2 separate regions of the Homo sapiens genome follow, and region 1 is linked to region 2. Evidence: chromatin loops called from intact Hi-C (ENCODE). Cell type or tissue: A673. All regions are shown on one strand.

What was found. Hi-C counts contacts between places; a loop is a spot of excess contacts. Peaks named below come from ENCODE experiments on the same cell type or tissue, not always from the same donor. Only the 100,000 strongest peaks of a DNase experiment are listed, where the experiment ranks them.
Region 1: it touches region 2 in a loop (2.9-fold over the local background); 1 of 110 quality-filtered maps calls a loop at or near these places.

Annotation. Positions count from the first base shown.
Region 1 is chr6:118,247,853-118,252,852 of GRCh38, reverse strand. All of the region lies in intron 3 of SLC35F1 (solute carrier family 35 member F1), which reads right to left. Among named protein-coding and RNA genes, the nearest start is that of PLN, 300 kb to the left of the region's middle. In A673, a CTCF peak has its summit at 200; a DNase peak (open chromatin) is centred at 3,012; H3K27ac peaks cover 1,105 bases.
Region 2 is chr6:117,904,127-117,909,126 of GRCh38, reverse strand. It overlaps SLC35F1 (solute carrier family 35 member F1), which reads right to left and starts at 1,863. Exons shown (of 8, transcript NM_001029858.4): 1 at 1,228-1,863. The coding sequence starts at 1,400. LOC124901480 (a long non-coding RNA gene) reads left to right here and starts at 2,197. Exons shown (of 2, transcript XR_007059904.1): 1 at 2,197-2,851; 2 at 3,310-3,468. In A673, a CTCF peak has its summit at 2,063; DNase peaks (open chromatin) are centred at 1,926, 2,226 and 2,516; H3K4me3 peaks cover 2,697 bases; H3K27me3 peaks cover 4,272 bases.

The DNA.
Region 1 (5,000 bases), 340 kb before region 2:
ACACTTCCCCTTGAAACACTTTCTTCACTTGGCTTCCAGGACATACTACATTCTCCTTGTTCTCCTCTACCACACTAGCCTCTCCTCAGCCTGCTTTCCCCTAGTCTCTGAATGTGCTCCATGGCTCAGTTTCATTTTCTTCTCTTTTCTATTTATACCCACTCCACTATGACCTAATCATACAATGACCTTTAGCGCCATCTATATGAGAATGACATCCACATTCATAATTCCAGTTTCAGCCTCTCTGTTGAACTCCAGACACATATACTCAGCCACCTATACCAAGCTCTGCTTGGATGTCTAACAGGAAACTCAAATCTACATGACCAAAGCAGAATGCTTTGATTTTCTGCTTCACATCTTCTCTTCCCCAGTTTTCTTCATTTTACCACATGGCACAACCATTCCCCCGGTGACTGAGGCCAATAACTAAGGAACCATTCTTGGCTCTTTTTCTTTTCTTTCCAACTTCCCCTATCCCCTCTATGAATGCTCAGAAAATCCTATTGGCTTTATCTACTGAATGCATCAAACCACCTCTATCCACATCGACAGTTAGCAAGTGGCTTCAAGTCATGATCATCATGCACTTAGTGGCCCCCTGACTGTCTAATCACATCCACTTCTACTCCTTAAAGGTCAATACTCCACCAGCAGCAATGACGATCTAAAAATACAAATTAGATCACATCGGTCCCCTGCCCAACACAGTCTAATAATTTTTCTAAGAGCAAATCCAAACTCCTTTCCTTGACTTTGTCTTATATAATCTGCCCCATCTTCATCTTGAATTTAGTCTCTTACTACTAGTAACTTCTTTCAATTTCCTAAACTTGACATGCTCAAGTTCTTCACCCTTATACTGTCCTCTTTGCTTGGAACTCTCTTCCCCATATCTATGCGTATTTTACTCCCACATATTCTAATGGGAGGGTCAGAAAATGAAACCTAAGTATGCCTTAGGAAGGAAGCTTCATGAGGGTAAGAACAGTCTTCTTCATGCTATATGTCTAGTTGCCCATGGGAAAGTGTATATAATATATGCTCAAAAAAATTTGCTGAGCCCTGAACAAATACACATGAATTGATCCTTCTTTCTTTTTCACTCACACACCGAATAAGTCACCAAGTCCTTTCTTTTTAGCCACTTAAAACTATTTAGAATCTCTTTACTTGTCCTGTTCTGTCTGATCTGATCTGAAAAAAGATCAGATCATGCAAGGGATCTTGCTAAATTACAAATCTCATCATGCTATTCCTACAGTAGAAACTCTCAGAATTAAGCCCAAACTCATGAATATGGCTTATAAGTCAGTCCCTTTGTGATCCGTCATTAGGTACTTTTTCATCTTCTTCTTTGCTCATTTCCTCCTTTAAACTCCATGCTGTCAGTTATACAAGAGTTGTTAGTTTTAGAGATTTGTTGTACAACATTTGCCTATAGTTAACAGTATTGTATTGGGCACTTGAAAATTTATAAGGGTAGAGCTCATGTTAAGGGTTCTTACTGTAAAAAAAAAAAATTTAAAAAACACACAAAACACAACCACAAACTCAATGCTGAAGCCATTCCTTAACATACCATGGTCTTTCTTGACTCATTTATTCACTCCGTCACCCAGGCTGAAGTGCACCTGGGGCTCAAGTGATCCTCCCACCCCAGCCTTCTGAGTAGCTGGGACCACAGGCACATGCCACCATGTCCAGCTAATTTTTTGTATTTTTTTAGAGATGAGATTTCACCATGTTGCCCAGAGTTGTCTTGAACTCCTGAGCTCAAACGACCTGCCCGCCTCGGCCTCCCAAAGTGCTGGGATTACAGGAATGAGCCACCGCTCCTGGCCATGACTCATTTCTTTCTCTTTTCTTTTTTTTGTTTTTGTTTGAGATGGAGTCTGGCTCTGTCACCCATGCTGGAGTGTAGTGGCACGATCTCGGCTCACTGCAACCTCTGCTTCCTGGGTTCAAGCCATTCTCAGTCTTCTGAGTAGCTGGGATTACGGGCACGCACCACCACGTCCGGCTTTTTGTATTTTTTAGTAGAGATGAGGTTTCACCATGTTGGCCAGGCTGGTCTCAAACTCCTGACCTGAAGTTATCCACCCGCCTTGGACTCCCAAAGTGCTGGGATTACAGGTGTGAGCCACTGCACCTGGCTGCCATGACTCATTTCTTTCTACATGTTGTTCCCCCTGTCTGGAGTTCTCATGTCCTTCTCCCTTGTCAGAGTTCAGTTTAGCCAGTGCTTCCTCCAGGAAGCCCTCTCTGGCTCCCTAAATCCAGATTAGGTGCCCCCTGAGGGGCTCCCATACGTCTCTGTATTACCTAATTGTATTGATTACGCTAAAATGCAATTCCTTTCCTTAAGCGCAGGAATTTTTCTCTTTTCTGCTCAGTTTTATCTTCTGCAGCTAGGGTGGTACTTGGCACACAGTAGTGACCCTACAAGTATTTTATGAATTCATTCAAAAATATTTATGGAACACCTTCTGTGTGTAGGCACTATCTCACAAAATACAAATTCCAGGTAATAAGAAAATTCCCTGCCCTTACAGAGTTTATAAGACAAGACAGCCAATTAAGTAAAATTAGTTACGTCAGTGGTGATAAGAACTATGGAGAAAAATTAAACAGGGGAGAGGGGAGGCAGTATAGGTGCAGGTGTGAGGTTGCAATTTTAAACAGGGTGGTTAGAGAAGAGTTCACTGAAAAGATGACAGTTGAGCAAAGTCTTGAGGTGCTCATTGCATCGCCTGGCAGATAGTAGATGTTGAATGAATGAATAACCAATGAAGCAATGAATAATTTCTATTACTCTGAACCACTTGGGGAGCTCCACTGTCATCGAGTTAGCTGTACTGTATAAATCTACTTATTGAGATGATTTCTGCCACGGGGAATCAAAGGTGAGCGCCCTGGGCAGCTGCTACTTCCTGTCATCGTTCTCTGGCCCAGATGGTGTCACAGCTCCTAAACTACTCACAGAGCCCCCTACTTAATGGCCTCAGGAAATGCCCAGTCATGGTCTGTCTTCCTGTTCAAAGGCTCTTGAATTAGAAACGGCCCCAACTCAGAAGACATAAACAAGAGGGAAGAAAGGAATGAGAGAGACAAAAATAACTCCTGCTATTTCTCAGATGCTGGTGTTTCTATGCATTCTCATTGAGTCTTAAAAAGTCTCAGTGGCCTTAAGACTGTACCCTTCAGTCAAAAAGCAGCTCGAAGCCTTTTATTGATTTATGAACAAACCCATCTCCTCAAATGCATTGCCAATGGAAGCAGGCTTTGCATAGTTTTTCTTTTTCTTTTTTTACATGCAAGGACTCTTTCCCACTTTAACCATTTATTACAGGTGAATTTTGTACAGTGATAGACTCAAAATGAGCACGTCTGTCATTGGAACCAGTCAAGGTGTAGAAGTGTTTTCATGTGCATCTATTTGGGCAGACAGCACCAGGGTGCTCTCCAAGGAGCCCATCTAGGCAGTATTGGGAGAATTGGCACCTTAGTAACCACAAAGAAGGAACAGCTCCTGGGCAGGATACTTTTCTCAAACAATGGAAACACAAGCAAGGGTGGGCAGGAGAACCTGCTCTTACAGTTATGTTTCCAGTTCTATTTGGAGAAGGCTCTCAGAAGATAAGTGCCTTCGAACCTGCCTGGAGGGTGGTGCCTCAGTCTATTAAGGCTGCTGTAAAAAAATACCATAGACTGGTGGCTTATAAACAACATATATTTATTTCCCACAGTTCTGGAGGTTGGTGTCTAAGATCAAAGACTTAGACAGCAGATTCTGTCTGGTAGGGGCCCACGCCCTGGTTCATAGACAGCAGTCATTTCTCTGTGTCCTCGCGTGCATGGTAAAGGGCAGGGGAGATCAATGGGGTCTCTTTTATAAGGGCACTAATACCATTCAGGATGGCTCCACCCTCATGATCTAGTCTCCTCCCAAAGGCTCCACCTCCAAATACCATTATATTGGGGGTTAGGATTTCAATACATGAATTTTGGGAAGACACAAACACTCAATCTATAGTAGGTGGGAAGGATTTAGATATTGTCTCCAACTGTATTAGTTTTCCATTGCTGCTGTAATAAATGACCACAAACTTAATGGCTTAAAACAGCACACGTTTATCTTATAGTTCTGGAGGTCAGAAGTCCTAAAATCAAGGGGATGGCAGGGTTGTGTTCCTTCTGTAGGCTCTAGGAGACAATCCCTTTCCCTGCCTTTTTCAGCTTCTAGGGGCTGCCTGCATTCCATGGCTTGTAGCCCCTTTCTCCATCTTCAAAGCCAGCAATGTGGTGTTTTCAAGTCTCTCCCTGACACTGAACTCCACTTCTAATGTTACATCTCCCTCTACTCTGACTCCTGCAAAGGACTTCTCTTCAAAGAACCTTTATGATTACATTGAGGTCACCCACATAATTCAGAATAATCTCACCATAGCAACATCATGAGTTTAATAACATCCACAGAGTCTTTTTTGCTATGTAAAGTAACATATTTACATATTATAGGGATCAGAACATCGACTTCTTTGGAGGGCCATTATTCTGCTTACTGTTCCAGCTATGTTCATGCATAATGAAAGGTGTGCCTTGAAAATAATGGAAAGTTCTTTTAAGGGAAGAAGAAAATTGCCACTTATTGAGCAGGATGTGCAGGTGTTTACATATCTAATCTTCTGTAATGCACTGGAATTCACTCATCCAAACACGGTTATCATTCAAGATAGTCACTCTGGAAGGTTATGGTTGTAGTTTAATGAATCTTTCATCACTCAAAAACATATGAACTCTTTGAAATTGCCTCTGAGCACTCATTGGAATATCCTTAATGAAAGCAGTTGCTCATACTTTTTGGGTAGGTTTTACTATTTGGAAAGAACCAAAATGCTGGATTATGCTAGATAATACTTTCTGGATTCAAATGAAGGATAAATTATAAAGAAACTTAAATGACTTAAAACTGGTTCTGAAGGAGATTTCAAAAG
Region 2 (5,000 bases):
TGATAATAAATGGAAAGCTACAGAAGTACCCGCAAATAAACTAACGCACGCATTAATTCCCCACCAGGGATTCTTGAATGGTTCGGGATTTGATATAACTAAATTAAACTATACTCCCAAAATAAGGATATTTCTCAAGATTCTATTTCTGTACATAGTTTGTACTCCCACCAGAGCTTTGAGCCCCAGACAGTTCCGTGTGAATTCGTTGGGAATCTCTGCTACCCAACACAATGCCACACAGAAACCTGTATGAACAGAGCGACTGGAACAGTTACCCCTACAGATGCATCGAAAGGCACCCACGCATCCAAACAAAAAAGAACACAAAACCCATTCCCTATACAATTTTTTAAGGTGTCAGCTCGTCAACCATTTCAAGTTACTTAAGTAGAAAAAGTCCCTTTCACATCACAGTTGAGTCAGAGGTGCCAGAGGTACCCCCATTTTCACGTCAACCCAGGTCCTCATCCTAAAACGTCAACGTCCTGAATCCACTACGCAGATTCCAGCACTGGAGGCGCCGGCGATCGGCACCCGCCCCCTCCGGCATGGGCGCTTCGGAATAACTGGGCGCCGCCGGCTCACACCCTGCCCGCAATGTTTTGCACTTTGCTGGGTCTGTTCCAGGCCTCTAGCCCTCTCTTCGCTGCTCCCAGCCAGGAAGAGTCCGAGAGGCGACTGGAGCGTCAGGCTGGAGAAGTGGGTTCCCTCCGCCTGCTAGGCTGTCGCTGCGACCCCATTCCCCCGGCAAGGGGTCGAAGCCCCCGGGCGGGGCGGGGCGGAGGACAGCACGAGGCCCAGGACTTCCACGCCATCTCTGCAGCCCCGCGCCTCCCTCCTCAGCCCTGGCCGGGTCCCCGCGTCCCCCCGACCCCCGATCGCAAAGCCGGGGTGCGAGAGGGAAAGGGAAGTGAGGCGGCACGCGTATGGAGGGTGTGAGTGCGGACACACATACAGGGTGGCTAGGTACGAAAAACCCCGCCTCTCCCCGAACTCCCGCCTCGGACCAGCTGCAGCTCCACCACTCCAGGGCTCCCTGCGCCGGGACAAAGCTGCCGCGGCCTCTCTGCGCCCGCGGAGCGCGTCGTCGCCCGATCTCCTCAGTCTCCTCCGGCCGCAACCCCGTCCCAAAGGACCCGTGGGCCGCCCCAGGGACGGAGGGGACCCGGAGCCGGGCGCCCGCAGCCCCCGCCCCCCGCGCCCTCGCCCGGCGCCGCCGCTCACCTGTTCAGCACTTTGCGGATCCTCTGGCGCACGCCAGCCCGGGAGGAGGCGGACAGGCTCCCGCCGCCGCCGCTGCCCTCGGCCGGCAGGTTCTCGATGGTGGTCACCACATGGTTCGGCGGGGCTGGCGACGGCGGCTGCAGCTGCTGCTGCGGCTGCTCAGGGGGGATCATCGCGGCAGAGGCTGAGGCGCGGCGGCGATCAGAACGCAGCCGGGTGCATCGTGTGCCGGTTCCGGGCCCGGGAACGCGCAGAGGACCCGGCCGGGCGGCCGCGGCCCGGGAGGCGGTGCTGCCTGCGAAGCGGTGAGGCGGGGAGGCACCCGCGGCTACGGCCGCCGCCGCCCAGCCCGCCACTCACTCCTCTCCAGTCCCAGTGCGCGCACCCTCGCGCCCGTGCCGCCGCCGCCGCCGCCCGCCCCGGCTCTTCCCGAGCCGCGTCCCCAAGTCCTGGCCCGCCCCGCGAAGTGGCTGCGAAGGGTGTCGCGCGGGGGCGCGGAGCTGCCGGTCGGTTCCGGGGAAGGAGTCCTGATTTCTCCTTGTTTCCTCGTGCCCGGGTCTCCTCGGGGCGCGCGGCGGCAGTTGTGCTGGCGCCGCCTCAGCCTGTGCCCCGCTCGGTCGGAAAGCTACCGTCTGTGTCTCACGGAGTGAGAGACCGAGGGTGAACCCGGAGAGCCGGGCGGGGGCGCCGGCGGCGGCGGCGGCGGCGGCGGCGGCGGCGGCAGAGCGGGGCGCGGGCGGGGGACCTGCGCGCTCTCCTCTCGCCAGAGGGCGCTGCCGAGGTGCCTTGTTGCCCCCGACCCTCTACTGCCCCGTCCGCAGAGGCCCACGGTCTAGGTTGTGGTGATTGTTTTGGTTTGGGTGTTTTTTAGGGGGATAAGGGGGCTGGGAATAGATCCTCCCTGTGGAGTTGGCGGGGATTCCTCGTTTCTGCCCAAGCGCCGCGGAATCCAGCACCACCGGCCTGGGACAGCGGCAGGACGCCGAGACAGGTGCCGGCCCCGGATTAGAAACCCAAACGGAGAATCCTAGATGTTGCTCCTACTACATTCGCCATAATTGGCCTGGTGGAAATGGGAGAAAAAACTACTTCTCACAAAGAATCAATTCTGGGAACTGGAAAAAGCATATCAGACCAACTCAAAACGTCTCCATTTGAGGCAATGTAGTGCTGTGAAAGGAACGTAGGCAGATTTGAGTTTCAGTGGCACATCTGAAACTTATCCGCAGAGACTCTAAGCAATTAAATTCTGAGACATTCTTCTCTGTGCAGCGAGACTACTCATGTCTTTCTCCCAGGGGAGTTGTAAGACTTAAATGAGGTAAACCACGCAGCAGGGGAGCCTAACAGCTCCTTTAATAGTCCCCCAACTCCAAAAGGGAAAGTCCTGTGTATCTGCCACAGAAATCTTGGACCATATTTCTACCAATGGAAACTGACTCTCTGTCCCGGGCATTCTTATACCAATTGATCCGGATCCCAATTAATAATCGATTCTTGAAAGAGAGATATTTTTCAAATTTTCCTTTATTTAGACTGTTTAGATAGGGATCTTGCCTTGAAAAATGATATGCATTTTAAAAAACTCTTCGCTTCAGTGCAGGGAATTGAGTAAGTTTAACAGGTAAGTTTGTTCACACAAAGGCATGCTGATACCACTACTGAATCCAAATGCTCTGAAACCAGCAAATTAAAAATACCAGTGATAGGATTTGCCACTGAGAGAGGGAATTGGGGAGAAAATAACACTCAAAAAAGGAATGGACTATGTCCTTTCAACAGAGGAGAAAAGGAATATGGAAGGATATAAATAAGATGGGATTCTTTGTTCAGTTAACAAGGTCCAATTCCTTTAACAAAATTCGGAGTCTTTTTTTAATCATCAAAAATATGAGAAAACGGGTATTTGCAAAATCTCTTCAATCTATATTTCAATTCTGTAAAACCTACTTGCTACCTGAAATATCCCTGAGGTTTCTTTCTACAGAAATTAACCCCAATTGGAACATTTTCCCTTTTATAATTAAAATGTCGTCCTGTTCTTTCTCAACAACCTTTCATTCTCTGATTTTTCCACCTCAGATTTGCACAGGACACTCTGAAGAATTATTACAAACAGGACCAAGGCTTGTAGCCTCTTGGGCATTAAAATTCCAATAGTGGCAATAAATTTACCCTTAGTGGACCCACCGAATGTAGCAGACATGAATAAAATGCACTTCAGCTGAACCTGGCAGCAAATCGTGGTAGAAGTCTCTCTATTAAAACAACATTTATGGTAATTTCAGGTGTCTGCCTTGAATAACTGGTTGCTTCAGTGCCCTCTTCCTTCACATTTGGCTTGCCTCCCTTTGAATGTTTTTGGCACATCACGACTCAGTGCTGTGTCTGCACTTCAATGTCTGCATTTGCATCTGGTCATTTCTCTAGAGGGACTACTAAATCCAAATGCTCTACATCTCCTCTGAGTCAGGAAGGGAGAAAACCAAGATGAAAGAACAACAAGATGAGAGATGTAAAATTTCGATCTTGTTGGTAAGACCTCAATGCAGACTCAAGCCTTATGCTTTTGTTACTCCATTTCTGGGGGAATACAGCATCAGATCCCTTCTTATCCTCTGATTCTGTACTCCATGCTCATTTCTTAGAAAGTAGCTAACCGCCAAGTGTGTTGGTGTGTGCCTGTAGTCCCAGCTACTCTTAATGCTAAGACAGGAGGATGGCTTGAGCCCAGGAGGTAGAGGCCAGCTTGGGCAACATAGCAAGACACCATCTCTAAAAGAAAAAAATATTTAAGTAGCTAGATAACATTTGTGAAGTAAGTAAACAGGAGTCAAATGTCCAAGTGTCATAATGGTGTGTCTGACATGAAATTAAACATAAAAGATGTAGAAAAGGGCTGCTTCCCTTTTTCCTGCTGCAAGACTTTTGTCCATCCCTGACCTCAAAATCAGTTCACGAGCTCTGACCAAAAGGAAGGGAGATGAAGGCAATGGGCTAAGGATCTGTATGTAGTTTTCAGTGGTGGCATGTGGGTTCCAGGGACATGCCTACTTCTCAGTTTACCTCCTCTTTGTCAGCTGTGGTTAGTGGTATGATGCTATTGCAGAATTTCCATGCCACAAAAAATTCTGCCTCTCTTACCATTATATCACCCGAATTTCTCTTCAGGCACAGACTAGTTCTGTTGAATTCCTTAAGGAAGCAGAAGTTGGCTATCAGCTATACCTTCTTTAGTGTTTCTCATTTTGAAGACATGTCCACTGATGTGGGGAAGAGTGAAGTTTGGCCTATGTCAGAGTCACCAGGCACTGACTAATCTGTTTAGCATAGACTGCACCTGTGCACGTTATTGAGAAAAAAGCTTCACAGTCATGCACCAGAGGTAACTGATGATCCTCCCCAAATTGCTGAACAACTATCTGGAATTGCTTGTGCTGCTGCAAATGACCAGTGGCCATATGCTTTCCCCGTATCATTCTTTTAATCTTTTTCTTTATCTCCTAAGTCAGATTGAATCTTCTCAACATGTAGTACTGAATCTATGGCCTCCAGAATGATAGAGCTTTGTGGTTTTGATTCACATAATAGAACTTGAATGGGAGAGAAAGCCAGGCAAAACTGGTGAAAAATTTGTGGAGAGGGGAAATGGCAGAGGAGTAGAATGGGTAAATCAATTTACATCCAAGAAATGGATACAATAATTGGCATGTTAAAGCACAGAACTTCAGTGAACAATCATCATCAATGAAGATAGTCTATAAATGGTATTA